Linked DNA regions of Homo sapiens: all the other regions are linked to region 1. The links are chromatin loops, found by intact Hi-C in ENCODE. Cell type or tissue: Caco-2. All regions are shown on one strand.

Evidence for each region. Peaks named below come from ENCODE experiments on the same cell type or tissue, not always from the same donor. Only the 100,000 strongest peaks of a DNase experiment are listed, where the experiment ranks them.
Region 2: it touches region 1 in a loop (9-fold over the local background); 2 of 110 quality-filtered maps call a loop at or near these places.
Region 3: a loop joins it to region 1, with 8 times the contacts of the local background. A loop is called at or near these places in 3 of 110 quality-filtered maps.
Region 4: a loop joins it to region 1, with 6 times the contacts of the local background. A loop is called at or near these places in 3 of 110 quality-filtered maps.

What each region holds. Positions count from the first base shown.
Region 1 is chr5:80,109,213-80,114,212 of GRCh38, reverse strand. It overlaps a transcript of SERINC5 not described here. Among named protein-coding and RNA genes, the nearest start is that of THBS4-AS1, 28 kb to the right of the region's middle. In Caco-2, no CTCF peak of the experiment used is centred here; DNase peaks (open chromatin) are centred at 2,662 and 4,189.
Region 2 is chr5:80,163,077-80,168,076 of GRCh38, reverse strand. SERINC5 (serine incorporator 5) reads left to right here. Exons shown (of 12, transcript NM_001174072.3): 7 at 1,599-1,694. Among named protein-coding and RNA genes, the nearest start is that of THBS4-AS1, 82 kb to the right of the region's middle. In Caco-2, no CTCF peak of the experiment used is centred here; a DNase peak (open chromatin) is centred at 2,406.
Region 3 is chr5:80,181,726-80,186,725 of GRCh38, reverse strand. The region is part of intron 2 of SERINC5 (serine incorporator 5); the gene reads left to right. Among named protein-coding and RNA genes, the nearest start is that of SERINC5, 72 kb to the left of the region's middle. RefSeq lists enhancers at 307-1,128, 2,773-3,593 and silencers at 2,105-2,399, 2,665-2,959. In Caco-2, no CTCF peak of the experiment used is centred here; DNase peaks (open chromatin) are centred at 1,895, 2,265, 3,305 and 4,895.
Region 4 is chr5:80,202,616-80,207,615 of GRCh38, reverse strand. It overlaps SERINC5 (serine incorporator 5), which reads left to right. Exons shown (of 12, transcript NM_001174072.3): 2 at 4,563-4,730. Among named protein-coding and RNA genes, the nearest start is that of SERINC5, 51 kb to the left of the region's middle. In Caco-2, CTCF peaks have their summits at 2,184 and 2,403; a DNase peak (open chromatin) is centred at 2,555.

The DNA.
Region 1 (5,000 bases):
CTTTATAAATTACCCAGTCTCAGGTAGTCTTTATAGCAGTATGAAAACAGACTAATACAGACGGCCAACATTTTGGTTAGGTGAAGACGTTTAGCTTTCAGTTGTTTGTTTGGGCCCACTCCTTGTAACTTAGCATGGAGACGGTGCTGAAGAAATGGGGCTAGGGCAGGTCATTGTTAATTGAGGGAAGGATCCTGGGAACATCGGGTTATCTTGAGGACACCCAGAGATGGGAGTGTGAATGGAAGTACCCAGAGTCTGGCAGCAAAGGCACCAGGCCTGGGGAGCCTCGCCCACAGGCATGGGTGGGGGGGCACACAGCATGGCAGAGGTTATGGGTGGGTGCCATCAGGTGGTGATGCATGATATAGTTTGGCTGTGTCCCCACCCAAATCTCAACTTGAATTGTATCTCCCAGAATTCCCACATGTTGTGGGAGGGGGCCAGGGTGAGGTAATTGAATCATGGGGGCCGGTCTTTCTCGTGCTATTCTTGTGATAGTGAATAAGTCTCATGAGAGCTGATGGGTTTATCAGGGTTTTCTGCTTTTGCTTCTCCCTCTTTTTCTCTTGCTGCTGCCATGTAAGAAGTGCCTTTCACCTCCTGCCATGATTCTGAGGCCTCCCCAGCCATGTGGAACTGTAAGTCCAATTAAACCTCTTTTTCTTCCCAGTCTCTGGTATGTCTTTATCAGCAGCATGAAAACAAACTAATACAATGCATATCCCCTCGTTCCCCATCCTTGCTCTCCTGAAAATGAGAGCACTGAGGATGTGTCCAGACCCGTCACAGAAGAAACATGAATGGCTATGCCACTCAGAAAAAAATGTTCAGCCACACGAGAGTCAAGCAGAATGCAGACTAGAAATGATACTAGTTTTACCTACCAAATTGGGAAAAAATAAAAGAAGATAATGGACAATGCTGATCATTTCTTGAAACAGGCACTATGGCTAGAGGGGATGAATTTGTTGAAGCTTTCTGGAAACAATTCAACAACATCTATCAGGAACTTTAAGAATATTTAACCTTTTGTTCCAATATCCCAATCCTGGAAACCTATTCTAAGGAAAAAAAGAGATTATAGGGTTAGAGATTTCAATAAAAACATGGCCAGAATAAAATTATTTATATTGGAAAAAGAATTAAACAACTTCAATGGCCCCAAATAGGGCAAGCATTAAGTAAACAATAAAAATATCCATAGGGGAGACTATTATGCAGCTATTAAAAAAATCATACTATTTTTGAGACACGGTCTCACTTTATTGTCCAGGCTGGAGTGCAGTGGTGCGATCACAGCTCACTGCAGCCTTGAACTCCTGGGCTGAACTGATTCTCCCACCTCAGCCTCTCGAGCACCTGTGACTACAGGTGTGCACCACCATGCCCAGCTAATTAAAACAATTTTTATTTATTTATTTATTTTTTAGAAATGAGGTCTCATTATGTTGCCCAGGCTGGTCTTGAACTCCTGGGTTCAAGTGAACCTCCTACCTCGGCCTCCCAAAGTGCTGGGATTACAGGCGCGGGCTATTGCACCCGGCCTAAACATCACATGAAGGGGTGGTTTGCCCCTCCACACCTGTGGGTATTTCTCGTCAGGTGGGACGAGAGACTGAGAAAAGAAGTAAGACACAGAGACAAAGTATAGAGAAAGAACAGTGGGCCCAGCAGACTGGCGCTCAGCATACGGAGGACCTGCACCAGCACCGGTCTCTGAGTTCCCTCAGTATTTATTGATTACTATTTTCACTATCTCAGCAAGAGGAAGCGGCAGGAGAACAGGGTGATAGTGGGGAGAAGGTCAGCAAGAAAACGTGAGCAAAGGAATGTGTGTCACAAATAAGTTCAAGGGAAGGTACTATGCCTGGATGTGCACGTAGGCCAGATTTATGCTTCTCTCCACCCAAACATCTCAGTGTAGTAAAGAATAACAGAATAAAGAATAATTGCCGCCAGCATATCTCGCCTCCTGCCAGTGTGGTTTTCTACAATCGGGTTTTATACCGAGACATTCCGTTCGGTATGAGACAGAGGCCTTCCTCTTTTACTAATTCTCCTCAGCACAGACCCTTCACGGGTGTCGGGCTGGGGGACGGTCAGGTCTTTCCCATCCCATGAGGACATATCTCAGGCTGTCTCAGTGGGGAGGAACTTTGGACAATACCCGGTTTTCCTGGGCAGAGGTCCCTGCGGCTTTCCGCAGTGCATCGTGCCCCTGGTTAATCGAGAATGGAGAATGGCGATGACTTTTACCAAGCATACTGCCTGTAAACATATTGTTAACAAGGCACATCCTGCACAGCCCTAGATCCCTTAAACCTTAATTCCATACAACACATGTTTCTGTGAGCACAAGGCTGGAGAAAAGTTACAGATTAACAGCATCTCAAGGCAAAACCATTGTTCAGGGTACAGATCAAAATGGAGTTTCTTAAGTCTTCCTTTTCTAAATAGACACACTTGTGATACCCTAACTTGTATTAACCTGATTGACTCTCTCTTAGCTGAGAAACCTGAACGGACTCCATTTGGCTCCTTCATTTGCAAGACATCAAGGGCTCCTTACCCACCCCCTTCCTCAAGGAATTAACTTGTGCAAGCTGACTCCCAGCACATCAAAGAATGCAATTAACTGATAACATGCTGTGGCAAGCTATGTCCGCAGTTCCCAGGAATTTGTCCAGTTGATATTACCCTAAGCCCCTGTGTTTTTGTCTGGTTGATAGCACCCAAAGCCCAGCGTCTATCACCTTGTGATGGATTTAAAGCCCCTGCACCTGGAACTGTTTGCTTTCCTGTAACCATTTGTCTTTTTAACTTCTTTTGCCTGTTTTACTTCTGTAAGACTGCTACAGCTAGGCTCCCCCTCCCCTCTCTAAACCAAAGTATAAAACAAAATCTAGCCCCTTCTTCAGGGCCGAGAGAATTTTGAGCACTAGCCGTCTCTCGGTCGCTGGCTAATAAAGGACTCCTCAATTCGTCTCAGAGTGTGGCGTTTCTGTATAACTCGCTCGGTTACAACACAGTAACAGTCTGATCCCCCCTTTTTTTTCCCCTACATCATACTTTCAAAGAATAACTGACATGGATAAATAGTTTTCCTACAGTGTTAACTTTTTGGTGCTGGGGATCTCCAGTGCCGTATACAGACCACACCTGTGCATGTGAAAGATTGGAAGGATATTTTCCAAAGTGCTGAAACATCATTTCTGAGTTGTAGGATTGCAGGATTACTTCCTTCTTTACATTTTCCAATATTTTCTAAATATTCTAAAGTGAATTGCACAATTTTGATAAGGGGGAAAAGATGTCATTAAAAAATGATTGCACCTGCCTGACTGCAGCCAGTGCTCCCTGCTGCCAGTGGATCCTCTGCCTTTGGCAAGAGGCAGATTTCATGAGCCTGGAGACCCTGCCAGGAAAAAGTGCAAGGAATTAGAACAATTCACCCTGGGGTCTGGCCAGGCCCGGTGGAGAGAGGGATGGGGCAGAGAAGCCCATCTGGGAAGCATTTTTCTCAGGTACATCCCCAAATTGAGCTGTGCCCACCTATGGACTCCAAGGACCCCAAGTTAAAGAGCACTTGCTGGTGCCGGACTGAAGGCCCAGCTAAATGCCACCTTGACTCTGGGGCTGTGTGCCCAGTGCCACCCTGAAGAGTGAGGGGATGTGGCTGGACAGATGCTCGGGTAGACCCAGCTTCTGTCCCCCGCTCTGAGCAGCTCAGAGCAGCCAGTGAAGAGCAACACACTTCGCTTCAAAAACCCACAGAGCAGCTTGACAGGGAGTTCTGGTTTCTGCTCCAATGCATTTGAGACTGAAATTTCCCCCCAATGTATTGTCTAGCACTTTTCCACTCTGCTCAGTAACAGCAGCATTGCCAGGGAGCAGGTTAGACGTGCAGAGGCTCAGCTCCGGTTTACAGAATGAGAATGTGCAGTTCAGCAAATCCCCAGGGTACTCAGGAGCACTGAGTTTGCAGCACTGCTCAGCTCCCCTCACAGGGGGATGGACCTCAGACTGGGCTGGGCTCGGGGGAGCAGGGAGGAGGAGGAGAGCACTGAGGAGCTGCGGAGCGGGGGCCTGTGGGAAGCCCACTCCAATCAGGTGGGATGGAAGCAGAAGTGGCTCCTGAGGGGAAGCAAGAGCAGCTGGACAGAGCACTGAGTGGCCCTCGTTTCTGCCACTTGGGGTGAAAGAGGCGGGGCAATAGCTTATTCCAGGGCAACCTCCTCCAGGAATGTGTGGGGTATGGGGATAGTATCTCCCTGTTCCTCACAGGGTCCCTGGAGCTTGGTAGGAAGCAGAAGGTATTATTTTCATTTTCCAGATGGTTTTATAGGGGCTGGGGGAGGGAGCCTGGGAGGTTGCCAGCCTACTGGGAAAGCTCAGAGCCCTCTCCTCACTCCAATGGTGCCAGCTGGCTCTCGGGCCAGATAGGAAGGCTGTGCCCAGGCACACCATCATTCCAGATCCCAGGAGAGTTGCCAGGAATTGGGCTGCTGGGTTTTCTCATCACAGCTGAGGCCCTTCACTGGGGCATCTGGGAGGTACAGAGAACTTGGGCTACTTTCTTTTCTTTTCTTCTTCTTCTTCTTCTTCTTCTTTTGTAGTCCATTTTATTAATTTTCCTCCAGCTTTATTAAGGTATAATTGACAAAGATGAGCCACTGTCATTTTGAGGGGTGGTGGTTGTTCCCAAGGTATTAAAAATGCAGAAATGCCAGCCAGGCCCAGTGGCTCATGCCTGTAATCCCAGTACTTTGGGAGGCCAAGGCAGGTGGATCACTTGAGGGCAGGAGTTCAAGACCAGCCTGGCCAACATGGTAAAAACCTGTCTCTGCTAAAAATATATATATATATATAAATTAGCCGGGCCTGGTGGTGCACGCCTGTAATCCCCACTACTCAGGAGGCTTAGGCAGGAGAATCGCTTGAACCCCGGAGGCAGAGAGCCAAGATTGTGCCACCGCACTCCAGCCTGGGCGAGCGAG
Region 2 (5,000 bases), 54 kb before region 1:
CCGATTAAAATCTTTGGGTTAAGTCCTACCTTTTGAAATAGGGATAATGTTTTGAAATACTTGGTTTAATACCATTAGGTGCTAAGGAAAATCTTATTCCCTTGCCAAAGAGCAACATTATAACAGGGTCTATTTTATGTCTTTATTGGTAATTACAATTTAATAATGATAATTTTGGAAACAAATTTGACCAAAGGGAAGACTGAGTAAAAACTGCATCCTTTTATGTCGGCAAGTGGTCGAAAATTTCGCAGGAAAGAAAGAGAGATCCCTTATCACATCCTGGTTACTCTGAAGGATCTGAACCCTTAGTTTCCTTGAAATATTATAACTTTCAAAAAATAACAGATGGCTTGTGAAGTTTCAGAGAAAAATGAACACTTATACACTGTTGGTGGGAATGTAAATTAGTTCAACCATAGTGGAAAGCAGGGTGGCAATTCCTCAAAGACCTAAAAACAAAACTATCATTAGGTCCAGCAATCTCATTACTGGGTATATACCCAAAAGAATATAAATGGTTCTCACATAAAGACACAGGCATTCACAATAGCAAAGATATGGAATCACCGACATGCCCGTCAATGGTAGATTGAATAAAGAAAATGTGGTACATATACACTATGGAATCTATGGAATACGGTGTAGCCATAAAAAGGAAAGAGATCATGTCCTTTGCAGGAACGTGGATGGGGCTGGAGGACATTATCCTTAGCAAACTAACACAGGAACAGAAAACCAAATACCACATGTTCTTGCTTAAAAGTGGGAGCTAAATGATGAGAACATGTGGACACATAGAGGGGAACAACACACACTGGGGCCTATCAGAGGGTGGAGGTGGGAGGAAGGAGAGGATCAGGAAAGATAACTAATGGGTACTAGGCTTAATACCTGGGTGACGAAATAATCTATATGACAAACCCCTGTGGCAATTTTCCCCTTACAACAAACCTGCACATACACCCCTAAACCTAAAATAAAAGTTAAAAATAAATGAATAAATAAATAAATAACCTTAAAGCCATTCTCCCAGTGAATGCTGAGCCCCATAGCCTTCCTCTTTAGCCAAGAGCAGTTCTTGTATTCTGTCCCCAAAAGCTTTTTGATCATTGGCAGGTAAGAGCTTTTTGCCCTGTCATAGACTGTAGTATGTGATGACCTTGTAGAATCCAGAATACATCCCCTATGAAATCTGGTTTACCACTTACTCCCCTCCCCAATTAAGCTATGTGGTTTTATCAACAACTATGGTAATTTTTTTTCTGATCTTGTGATTTAAGAACTAATGTTACAAACCTCAGGGAGACTAGTTAGTGTGTTTTAAGTGTAGCCATAGGCTTGATAAAGTATTGGTAGATAACTTGGCAGAACCTGATGTCTTTGAAGTAGCAATGTTCAGTTCAGCGTGTAACTCTCTCCCCCTTAATATCTTTTTAGTTTTATCTGAGAAACATACTACATTTTTTTCTCTTTTCTTTCCTTTAAAGGTGGATGCTCAAGTTTGAGGACTGTCATGGGGACTATCAGGTTTTTTAGGCATGTGCTTTCTTTTTCTTCAAATTAAAACCTGTTGTCTGTCTCTTGTCACTTTTCAGGACAGCCACACTCGGGGCTCTTACAATCAGGGGTCATAAGCTGCTATGTCACCTACCTCACCTTCTCAGCTCTGTCCAGCAAACCTGCAGAAGTAGGTAAGCCAGCCTGTTAGTGGGCTTGTGTTTGCGGTGTGAATATTTTCATTCATGGAGGAATGAGCTATTGTTTAAATATTGGAGAGGCCTTGGAGATAGAGAGCAGAAAGATGGTTACCAGAGGCTGGGAAGGGTTTGGGAGGAGGTTAGGATGATTAATGGGTACAAAATAAATAGGAAGAATGAATAAGACCTAGTATTTGATAGCACAACAGGGTGACTATAGTCAAATTTAATTGTACATTTAAAAATAACTAAAAGAGTATAATTGGATTGCTTGTATAACACAAAAGATCAGTGCATGAGGGGATGGGTACCCCATTTTAGATGACGTGATTGTTACATGTTTCACACCTGTATTAAAACATCTCATGTACCACAGAAATATGTACGCCTACTATGTATCCACAAAAATTAAGTTAAAAAATAAAAATAAACGTTAGAAATGTACCAAATCACAGTAGAGAGATGATCTAGACTTTTTCATGAAAAAGTCTTTAACTTGAGCTATGTAAAGGAAAATTCCCTTTTTCGATTCTTCCTGGTGTGTAGGACAGACAGGAGGAAAGGTTTGGCTGTGGAGTTTGCTTTTAGGCCTAAATAACCTCTTTAGTTGTATTTCTTTTCTTTTCTGACTATAGCAGTGGAATAAAGAGTGGAAAGAATGTGGGGGAGTGGGGAGCAGGGAGCAGGATCTGAGCACAGATCCATGATTTACTGGCTATGTGACCTCAAACCACTCGTCTTAAATGACATTTATTTACAGAGACAACAGAACATAGTGATTAGAGCATGAGCTTTGAAGTCGGACTGCCTGGTTTATAGACTGATCCTGCTACTTAAGTAACTTGCAGAAACTTACTTATCCTCTCTATTACTTATGTGATGTATAAATGTAAATATACACAGACATACATACATATATACATACATACACATAAGCATATATAAATGTATGTTTGAGTATATTTGAGCTTATATAAGTCAAATAAATGTAGTGTCTAAGAGAATTGAAGTTGTTTCCTCTTTTAAATTTGGAAAGCTGGTGCAGTGATAATTTTGAAAGTTTTAGCATATACACATAGTATTTATGGGTTTGTCCTTGTTGCTGTTTATAGTGGAAAGTAATGTAAGTGGAGGTCTTAAGTAACTATTGCCTAACCTGGATTTAAGTTTTTTTTTTAAATACTCTATCTTGACTCTGTAAGTTTACATAAATTTAGTCTCTTTAAGACTTTCTTTTATGACTGTTTATGTATTAATTTCTGGCTTTAACTTACTGGGATTTTTATTTACAATATTTTTTAAATGGCAGGTATCCCTTTAAAACAGAAAAAAAAGGCTGAGCGTGGTGGCACATGCCTGTAATCTAAGCACCTTGGGAGGCTGAGGCAGGAAGATTGCTTGCAGCCAGGAGCTGAGACCAGCCTTGGCAACATAGCATCTCTACAAAAAAAAAAAAAAAAAAAAAACAGAAAAAAAGTTATTTTAAATTTCAAGTGCTCTACATTTTTTTAATTAGCCTAAGAATAAAGATTCTTGAAACCACAGCATACACAGGGAAGTTTATAGCATTAAATGCCTATATGAAAAAAGCAGAAAGATTACAAATTAACAACCTAACATTGCACCTGGAACTAGAAAATCAAGAAGAAATCAAACCCAAAGTTAGCAGAACAAAAGAAATAACAAAGATCAGGGCTGTGTGAGTTGGCTCATGCTTGTAATCCTAGCACTTTGGGAGGTTGAGGCAGGCAGATTGCAGGAGCCCAGGAGTTTGAGACCAGCCTGGGCAACATGGTGAAACCCTGTCCCTACAAAAAAATACAAAAAATTAGCCAGGCATGGTGGCACATGTCTGTAGTCCCAGCTACTCTGGAGGCTGAGGTGGGAGGATCACTGGAGCCCCAGAGGTTGAGGCTGCAGTGAGCTGTGAGCTCTTATTGCACCACTGCACTCTACCCAGGGCAATAGACAGGGACTTTGTCTCAAAAAAATAAAATAAAATAAGGAACTAAATAAAATAAAGACCCCCCTCCCCCCCAAAAAAACCCATGAGAACAATACAGAGGATCAACAAAACAAAAAAAAGGTGGTTTGTTGAAAAGATAAACAAAATTGATAAGCCCCTGGACTAACCAAGAAGAGAGAAGACCAAATCAACAAAATTAGAAATGAAAAAGGAAAAATCACAATAATAACCACAAAAGTACAAAAGATCATTACAGACTATTATGAACTTCCATATACTTACAAACTAGAAAAGCTAGAGGAAATGGATACATTTCTGGAAAGCAAGAAGGAATAGAAATCCTAAACAGGCCAATAATGAGTAGTGATATTGAATCAGTGATTTAAAAAATCTTCCAATAAGAAAAAGCCAGGACCGAATGGAGTCATAGCCAAATCCTACCAAACATATAAGGGAGAACTAATACCAATCCTCCTGAAATTGTGCCAAAAAATGGAGGAGGAGAGAACTCTCCCTGACTCATTATACAAGGCCAGATATATCACCCTGAAAACCAAAACCAGACAAGGACACAACAAAAAAAAATTACAGACCAATACCCCTGATGAACATAGATGGAAAAATCTTCAACAAAATACTAGCAAACACGATGTAATAGTACATCAGAAGATAATATACCATGATCAAGTGGGTATTATACCATGGATGCAAGAATGGTTCAACATATGCAAATTAATAAATATGATACATCATACATTACATATTACATAAACAGAATTAAAGATAAAAACCATATGATCATTTCAATAGATGCAGAAAAAGCATTTGTTAAAATTCAGCATCTTTTCATGGTAAAAAAAAAAACCCTCAATAAAGTAGGAACATAACTTAAAATAATAGAAGGAATACAACTTAAAATAATAAAGGTCATATATGATAAGCCCGCAGCCAGTATCATACTGAGTGGGGAAAAATGGGAAGCATTACTTTTGAGAACTGAACCAAGATAAGGGTGCCTGCCTTCACCATGCCTATTCACCATAGTACTGGAAGTCCTAGCCAGGACACTCAGGCAAGAGGAAGAAATAAAAGGTATCCAAATTGGAAGAGAGGAAGTCAAATTGTCGTGTTTGTTGATGATGTGATTCTATATCTAGAAAACCCAAAAGGCTCCACCAAAACACTGTTAGATTTGAGTAATGAATTCAGTAATATTGCAGTATACAAAGTCAACATACAAAAATTAGTAGTGTTTTGGCTGGGTGCATTGGCTCACATCTGTAATCCCAGCACTTTGGGAGGGCAGGGTGGGTGGATCATTTGAGGTCGGGAGC
Region 3 (5,000 bases), 73 kb before region 1:
GGTCTTCCTGTAGCTTTTTTGTTGTTTATTTGCCTGGGATTGAAGTTGTTTTAGGGACATAGCTAGCATCTCTCCTGTGTAAACAAAATTACGTGAATTTTCTTCTCCCTTGCATCTTGTTGAGTTTATTACTTGTTTTCATGTTTTGGAAATGTTTTTCCTAATTTGTGAGTTCAGAATGCTTTCTTCTGGATGGTGGCTAGGTCTCTGAAGGACAAGTAGTGAGTGCTATTTTTTGGACCTCAGTTCTAATATAAATGTACCAAGGAAAGATTCACCTTACTGACAGGTCGGGCGCGGTGGCTCACGCCTGTAATCCCAACACTTTAGGGGGCCGAGGCGGGTGGATCACCTGAGGTCAGGAGTTCGAGACCAGCCTGGCCAACATAGTGAAACCCCATATCTACTAAAAATACAAAAAGTTAGCCAGGCATGGTGGCAGGCACCTGTAATCCCAGCTACTCGGGAGGCTGAGGCAGGAGAATCACTTGAACCTGGGAGGCAGAGGTTGCAGTGAGCTGAAATCGCACCACTGTACTCCAGCCTGGGCGACAAGAGTGAAACTCTGTCTTTTTTTTTTTTTTTTTTTTTTTTTTTTTCAAAACAAGAAAGTTAATCTTTCAATCCAAAGGTAGTAGATCCTTTGGTAAAGTGAATAGAGCATCTACTAATTCTAAGATGTTCAGTTTCCCACCATGTTTAAATCGGAATGCATTAGTTTGTGGATCATGTAATGTACCTGAGTCTCTTCCCCGAAATTATTTTTATATAATGTCAGGCCTCTGAGCCCAAGCCAAGCTATCGCATCCCCTGTGACTTGCAGGTATATGCCCAGATGGCCTGAAGTAACTGAAGAATCACAAAAGAAGTGAATGTGCCCTGCCCCGCCTTAACTGATGACATTCCACCACAAAAGAAGTGTAAATGGCCGGTCCTTGCCTTAAGTGATGACATTACCTTGTGAAAGTCCTTTTCCTGACTCATCCGGGGTCAAAAAGCTCCCCCACTGAGCACCTTGCGACTCCCATTCCTGCCCACCAGAGAACGAACCCCCTTTGACTGTAATTTTCCTTTACCTGCCCAAATCTTATAAAACGGCCCCACCCTTATCTCCCTTTGCTGACTCTCTTTTCGGACTCAGCCCGCCTGCACCCAGGTGATTAAAAGCTTTTATTGCTCACACAAGCCTGTTTGGTGGTCCCTTCACACGGACGCGCATGAAATATAACATAATAGTGCTTTAGAATTAAAGAAGTTAACTTAATGACTACTATGGGTTAGGAACCGTGGTAAGCACTTCACAGGTGTTATCTGATGTAATTCTCAGGCAACTCCATGAAATGGGTGTCGGTATTGTTTCATTTTACAGATGGCACAACTGAGGCTCAGGGTGTGTATGTGTGTAGCTAGCTCAAGTTAGCAGTGGAGTTAGGAATGGAAGTCTTATGAGCTGTTTATTCTTACTTGATAGTTTGTGGCTTTGAGTTTGGTTGCTTTGAGGGTTGGAGGGAAACGCCTTGTTCTCAGGGGTCTGTATAGAAACAACATACAGCCTGCATGCGGTGGCTCACGCATGTAATCCCTGCACTTTGGGAGGCCGAGGCAGGCAGATCACCTGAGGTTAGGAGTTTGAAACCAGCCTGGCCAACATGACAAAACCCCATCTACTAAAAATACAAAAATTAGCTGGGCATAGTGGTGTATGCCTGTAATCCCAGCTACTTGGGAGGCTGAGACAGGAGAATCGCTTGAACCTGGGAGGCAGAGGTTGCAGTGAACCGAGATTGCGCCACTGCACTCCAGCCTGGGCAACAGAGCAAGACTGCATCAAAAAAAAGAAACAACATACAGTGTGTGAGCCTGGCTTAAGTGCCCTGTCCTTGGGTGCCCAGAGCCAGACTTAAGAGGTAACACCCTTAGCAGGCACATTCCTTTCACCCTGTGGTGTGGAATTTGTATGTGATGTATTTTTTCTTTTTCCAAAAATGGGGTGGACTTTGGAACAGCAAATATTTAATCGGAGCAAATTCCCCTTGCCAGAATCCTGCTAGCTTGTTCACCTTGGAGGTTCTTTGCCCAAAAATACTTACCACATACTGAAAACTAAATGTGCTAAGTCACCCACAGAGTATAAAGGAGGTCTTGATTAGGATTTGGAGCAGGGGGGTTGTTTACCTGTTTTTGATGAATATACAGTGTCAATGTACTCACCCTGTGATGAGCCTTAAAGGGCCCTGGCCGCATTCCAGATTCTGGAGTAAGCAAACAAGGGAGGGGATTTGTTGGGGATGGTGGCTCAGCCTGCTGCTGTTAGCATTCTCCTTGAAATGGATTTTGGAGGAAGAAAAAAGAGGTAGGGAGGCAGAGAAGGTCTAAAGGTGAAAGATGGGCTGGTATAGATGAAAGAGGTGCTAATGTGCATGTGTTATGGGGAAGATGTGGTTCAGGAATTAGAGTTGCTGATGGAGTAGAAGAGAGAAGGTGGGGAAGAAAATAATTTAGGGAATGTTTTAGAGCAATAAATCCTGTGTAAATGAAACAGCCTAATGAATGAAGTGGTATGGCTTCTCCATGAATGTAGCTTTTAGAGATTCAAAGCAATATTACCTCCTCGTTACTGGCACTACTCATACAGGTGTAACTTTTGTTTTGGGTTAGACTCTCTGAAACATTCATTTTTGTGTGTGTCCCCTACCATATTTCAGCACCTGAAAATTTTAACCATGCTGTTTCATCACTCATGTTTAAACACAGCTAAAAATTGAGGTTCCTCCAGAAAGCACCTGTGTGACTGACTTCTCATTACCCGCCTGCGGGTGCTTCCTTTCATGCGCGTCGGTGTGAAGAGACCACCAAACAGGCTTTGTGTGAGCAACATGGCTGTTTATTTCACCTGGGTGCAGGCGGGCTGAGTCCGAAAAGAGAGTCAGCGAAGGGAGATAGGGGTGGGGCCGTTTTATAGGATTTAGGAAGGTAATGGAAAATTACAGTCAAAGGGGGTTGTTCTCTGGTGGGCAGGGGCGGGGGTCACAAGGTGCTCAGTGGGGGAGCTTCTGAGCCAGGAGAAGGAAATTCACAGGGTTAATCACTCAGTTAAGGTGGGGCAGGAACAAATCACAATGGTGGAATGTCATCAGTTAAGGCAGAGCAGGGCCTTTTCACTTCTTTTGTGATTCTTCAGTTACTTCAGGCCATCTGGGCGTATACGTGCAAGTCACAGGGGATACGTGCAAGTCACAGGGGATGAGATGGCTTGGCTTAGGCTCAGAGGCCTGACACTTCCTGTATCCAGCCCCAATTGCTGTTCTAAAGCAATTTCCAGACCAGACTGTTCTCGCTGGGATACCCCTTGGTGATGCCCTAAGGTGTTAAAGAGCAAACTCCTGCTTTGTTCTTCACTTCTGCTGTCTGTCCTCTGCCCTCCACCCTCCCTCCACCCCAAACGGCAATGCCATAAAAAAAGAAGAAAACAAAACAGCTTTGTCTCATTCTTGTGCTTCATTCTTGTCATCTGTGCTCTCCTGCCAATTGTGAGCTCTACCTGCAGAATCTCTGGTTTCTCTGCCTGGGGTTACCTTCTTCACCTGTTCCCAGTGGCCTTCAAACTTGTCCCCTTGCCTCAAGTCTGTACCCTTTCACCACGTCTTCCACTTTGTAGCCAAAGGTGTTCTAGCTTCAGTAGTGCTTTTCCCCTTGCTTACAGGATGGGGGCCTGACTGCTAAGTCTGGCATGCACCTGGCCCTTCCCAGCAAGACCTTGCCTTTGTAGAGAAGGGAAAAATGGCTTCCTTCCACTCTTCTAGGTTCTTTCTCTGGAAGCAAATTAAATTGACATAAGACCAATTACAGGAGAAAAAGCAATTTTAAAAAGGGTCAGATAGGCTGGGCATGGTGGTTCACGCCTGTAATCCCAGAACTTTGGGAGGCTGAAGTGGGCGGATCATTTGAGGCCAGGAGTTCAAGACCAGCCTGGCCAACATGGTGAAACCCCATCTCTACTAAAAATACAAAAATTAGCCAGGCGTGGTGGCAGGCGCCTGTAATCCCAGCTACTCTGGAGGCTGAGGCAGGAGAATCACTTGAACCTGGGAGGCAGAGGTTGCAGTGAGGCGAGATTGCGCCACTGCACTCCAGCCTGGGCAACAGAGGTCTCAATTAAAAAAAAGCGGAGGGGGGGGGGGCGGTCAGATGATAGAAGCTTATGGCATGTTGAGCTACAGAGAGGAATAGGGGCTTGGGGCCTCTGGGAGTTGCTGGCAACACGTAATGGGAGAGTGAGGGGAAGAAATGTATGGTGAATAAACGTCTGATACACTTTACTAATGTAGATTTCCTCTACAGATGTAAATTTTTTGTATAAAACAGCAGCTTTGCAGAGCTACTCCTGTGTCTTCAGCTTCTCAGAATAACGAGCTTGAAATACGCAAAGAAGAATGTTTTAGGGTGGCATATCTTGGTTTTTGTGAGTGACGCCAAGGTCAGAGGTAACCAGGTCCACGAACATTTGTGTCTTTCCATAATGTTGGACTTAACTGATGCTATTTCAGTTACAAAAGCCACCAGCTATGTGGAGTTCCCAGGGAGCCAATTCTTCTTAGTACTTCTCATCCACTCATTAGATCTGCAGGCACACAGGTTCCAGCCTCTGCACCAGCCAGTCAGTATTGCAAACCGTACACAATCGTATACTCTGTCAATATATAAATGTTACTGATTAAACATTGTGCAACAAACAAAATAACATTTAACATTAAGAGAAAGGGAATAGGAAAAGGGTTAATGAAGTAGTCCAGGGAGAGCAATAAAGAAAAAAAGAATTTCCTGGTCTGGGCTGGTTAATCTGGTTGGTTGTGCAAGAAACAGTCTTTGATGTGGGCAGAGCCTTCGGGGCAGATGCCAGGTGCTTGTCACGAGTTAGAACCGTACCTACCCTTTTTATGGCCACAGAGTCCTCCAGTGAGGACTGATAGTTGAAGACTGTGCTTGTTTATCTACTTATC
Region 4 (5,000 bases), 93 kb before region 1:
ATCAGATCCATACAATGGCATATGACTTTAATGACAGAATAGGGTTAAACCAATAGGGCTTTCTTTTTACATTTTCCACAATCATGTCCCTTCTGTTGCTATTTGTCTGCCTTTAGATGATCAGTTCCAATTAGGCTCACAGTGATGTTTGTATCTGTTTATTTTTCCCTCTGTGGAGATAATAGTAAGTTTAAATGTTGATTCAGCTGTGGGAATGTTTTATTGTGGGAGGCATTAACTGTTTCCAAAATACTTATTTTCCCAAATAGAATAAGTATTTTGTTGATCACATTTGAACTTGAAATACAGTGAGAGGTTGCTGGGCACCATGGCTTACACCTGTAATCCCAGCACTTTATGGGAGGCCGAGACGGCGGATTACAAGGTCAGGAGATTGAGACCATCCTGGCTAACACAGTGAAACCCCATTTCTACTAAAAATACAAAAAATTAGCCAGGCGTGGTGGCGGGCGCCTGTAGTCCCAGCTACTCGGGAGGCTGAGGCAGGAGAATGGTGTGAACCCAGGAGGCGGAGCTTGCAGTGAGCCAAGATCGTGCCACTGCACTCCAGCCTGGGCGACTGAGTGAGACTCCGTCTAAAAAATATATATATATATATAGTGAGAAGTTATCTAAGACCACAGGGTAACAGAGAGTTAGCAACCAGCCAGGCATGGTATCATGGTGTCCTGTGCTTGTAGTCCCAGCTAAGGCTGAGGCAGGAGCATTACTTGAGCCCAGGAGTTTGAGGCCAGTCTGTGTAACACAATGAAACTCTGTCTCTTAAAAAAAAAAAAAAAAAAAGCAATCAGTGAAGGAGGCAGTTAGGAAAGGGTTCAGGAGGCAGGACCCAGAGAAAAGCCAGCTAAAGCAGTGGGGAGGGGACAGTTGTATGTGTATGTGTTTAAAATTGGGGCATGTGAGTGGAAAGAGGTCAGTAAAATCAGAGATTGAGAACATCAGTGAAGGAATTGTAAAGGAAAGTGGCCCATAAAACACCCACACATGCAGTAATGTTAGGATACCACTTGTGTATTCTCTTATCTCAGCCCGAGTAGAATGTCTTCTTTTACAAAGCAGTGGCTTAGTTTTGTGAGTCAAGAAGAATCTGGAGGAAGCTGGCTTGGAAAATCGGACGTAAGATGGAGAGAGTTGGTTAGGAAAAATTTGTAGTGATGAAACAGTAGAGAATGACACAGGGCTCAAACAATGACAGTCTCATGAAGTAGATGAGATAACTAGGGAAATGACTGTGATTCCAAGATCTGTCATACCATTATGGTATGTTGTCTTACCCATATACCTGTGATCGTAGCTCATTGTAAGTGATGTTTATGGTGTAGCATTCTAATTGATGCTTGTTTTGAAGCCTTGCAGAGTCTCAAACTTCCTTCCAAATCATTATCAAAAGATTGAATTGTTGGGCTTTAGGTTTATATAGAGTATAGTGTTAATACATACAGATTTTATTGTAATCTGCAGTTTATGGTAATTTCTTGTAGCATTGCCCTGTTGGCTTAACAGGGACTCCTTTCTGGTGCCAGTTGTGTCTGATTAGGTTATCCAAGACACCATGTAGTACTTCTGCCACCCCCACTTTATAAACGAGAAGTCTTGAGGTTTTTTTTTTTTTTTTTTTTGTGCACCACCACACCCGGCTAATATTTTGTTTTTTGTTTTGTTTTGTTTTGTTTTGTTTTGTATTTAGTAGAGACGAGGTTTCACCATGTTGGCCAGGATGGTCATGGTCTTGATCTCCTGACCTCACGATCCGCCTGCCTTGGCCTCCTAAAGTGCTGGGATTACAGGTGTGAGCCACCGTGCCTGGCCAAGTCTTGAGTTTTTAAAGGATAAATAACTTGCTTGTAGTTCACAGCTAGTAGGTGGCAAAGCCAGGCCACAAACCCAGCCAAGCTTTGAGCCTGAGCTTTTAATCACCATCCTCTATTACCTTATGGTTTATTAAAGATCCCAAAGAAAAGATGTGTATGCTGTTAGTGGTATAGCAGGAGCTCTGTGCTCCTCTGGGCCCACGTCCTACTCATTAACCCAAAAAGCTTACCATTTGGGACATGAAACTCTGGTAGAAATGCAGTGTAAAAGGCACCCATTTCTTTTGAGCTTCAAGTTACATACTCTCATTATTTCCTACAAGGGTGTATGGCTGCAGGCCTTTCCCATCCCAGCACCCTGGGTGCTTGTACATTCATCCTTAGGCTCATGGATTTTGACAGGTTCCTTTTGAAACCGTCTAGGGTTGATGGTCATGTTGTCCGAGGTGTTATCCAAGTCCGTTGTCTCACGACCAAGAAAAGTAAGGATTAATATGAACACAAGGGTGAAGTTGGAGTGAACGAAGAAAGCTCTGTGCAATGGAAAGGAGGACCTGAGTGAGTCGCTGTTTTTACAGTTGAGTCTGAAAGCTTTTATGAGAAACTCCCCTCATCTCTGTAGCTGTTTGCCTAAGTTCCCTTATCTGTGCAGCTGTCTGTGTAACTCTCCTTATCAGTGCAGACACGGGCATGTGTTGGGTAAACACAAAGTGCAGCTCCTCATTTGTGTAACTGTGTTTTAGGTAAGCCTCCCCCAGCACCTCCCCACTCCCTGTGCAAGTTCCCACGGAGCCCACCGTGTATGTGCCTGAGAAGGAGAGGAAACTTTTCCCTGGGAGCCTGCTAATCACACAAAGAACAAAAGGCTTCTATGCTGGGCCCTGCTTTCTTATCAGTGCAGCTGCAGTTTTGTTTTTCCCCAGGCAACTCTTATTTGTATGTGTAGCTGTGATTTTTCAGTCTGTTTCTCTGAGGACTAGCCTTAACTGTCTGCCTAACTGATTTTTCCTTTTCTTCTCCCTCACTTTCTTGGGCCCAACTTTTTGTTTTTCATGTTCTTCCCACTTTGTTTACTAGTTCTTGGCTTCTTCTCTTGCTCTTAGCTGATTGTAGAAATCTTTTTGTCTGAGAGTCACGATTATAATACTTCAGATGAACTGTGCCTTTTCTGTGTAATAATTGGGCATCTCCCAAACCATTGATGGTTGTCATTAAAGATAGCACCAGAACAATTCCGATGAAAGCTTTGTTCACACACCGAACTGTTCCTGCATGTCCTATGGTCAAGGTACCTGGGAAGAATGTTCATCTTGTAGCTTGGAAGGTCGACCTACAGAAGACCTGGGTGAATACGTTGGTAAAGTGGTGTGACTCAGTACAGGACACCAACTGGGCATCCCACAATTTAATTCAATTCTGACACTAACTACCTAGAGTTCGCACAGACCTCACAGGTTAAGGGCTGGGTTCCACAAGACTTTTCTCATTTCAGATGCCAATTGCAAATCTAGGCCTTCCATACTTCTGACTGACCAGCTATGAATCAGGGGTTCCCAGCATCCCCTCTTTAGGTTCAATAATGGGCTAGAATGGATCACAGAACTCACCAAAACTCTTTACTGGCGATTACCAGTTTATTATAAAGGAGACAAATGAACAGCCAGATGAAGAGGTACACAGGGCACTGTCCGGAAGGGTCCCGAGCGCCAGAGCATCGTTCCCTTGGAGTTTGGGTGCACCACCCTCCAGGCACATGGATGCGTTCACCAAACTGGAAGCTCTGAATCCCATTGATTAGGGTTTTTATGGAGGCACTATTATGTACATGCGGCTGATTAAATCATGGGCTATTGGTAATTAGCTCAGTCTTCAGTCCCTGCCCAGGTGTGTGCTCCTGAAAGTTCCGACCCTCTAAACCACATGGTTGGTTCCACTGATAGCCAGCCTTCCATCCTGAAGCTATCTAGGGACCCAGGAAGAGTTGCCTCATTAGTACAAGCTCTGGTATGACTGAAAAGAGCATTAGTAACGAAATACTCTCCTGTTAACCTCTGTCACTCAGGAAATTCCAGAAGTTTTAGAAGCCCTTGCACCAGACCAAATTTTTGTATATATATATGTAGAGTAATGGCAAAAACCACAATTACTTTTGCACCAACCTAATATGATTGTTTTCTTTTTTCCTGGTCATGTTTTTCATGGAGATAGCCTCCCAAGTAGCTGGGACTACAGGTTTGTGCCACCATGCCTGGCTAATTAAAGAAAAAATTTTTTGTAAGAGATGGGGTCTTGCTGTGTTGCCCAGGCTGATCTCAAACTCCTGGGTTCAAGCAATCTTCTTACCTTGATCTCCCACAGCTCTGGGATTAAAGGTGTGAATCACTGCACTGGGCCTTATTAAAAATATATATATGTGTGTGTGTGTGTATATGTGCATGTGTGTATGTATATATGTATATATAAAATATACATTAGATATAGACTGTCTCAATATATATAAATATATATACACATATATATATATATGTGTATATATATTTATTTAGAGACAGGTTCTTGCTGTGTTGACCAGGCTAAACTTGAACTCTGGTCTCAAGCGATCCTAGTCTCAAGTGATCCTCCAGCCCCCCGAGTAGCAGGGACTCCAGATGTGTACCACAGTGCCTGGCCATGTTTCTTATTCTATCACAGTATCATGCTCTAAGCAGATGCCTTCTGTTCCTTTTCTAGCTGGCCTGCTGCTGTGGGTCTGCAGGCTGCTCTCTCTGCTGTGATTGCTGCCCCAGGATTCGGCAGTCCCTCAGCACCCGCTTCATGTACGCCCTCTACTTCATTCTGGTCGTCGTCCTCTGCTGCATCATGATGTCAACAACCGTGGCTCACAAGATGAAAGAGCACGTAAGTTTGTCCGTGTTCAGCTCGTCCTATTTCCGATGTTTGATGAGGGTGTGTGGGAAAAACATGATTTAGAAGATGGGGTCCATGTACCCCCATGTGTTTTGGGGTATACCTGGTTTCCTTGAACCTTCCTGAAGCCTGCTCTATGCTTTCCAGGATCCAATGCCTTCTGGCTAAACAGGAAAACCAATCAACAGCTTGATCTTTAGTAGTAGTGTAGATTCTATCTGATGCTTTTGGTGGAGAATTCTTGTTTTAATTTTTAAATTT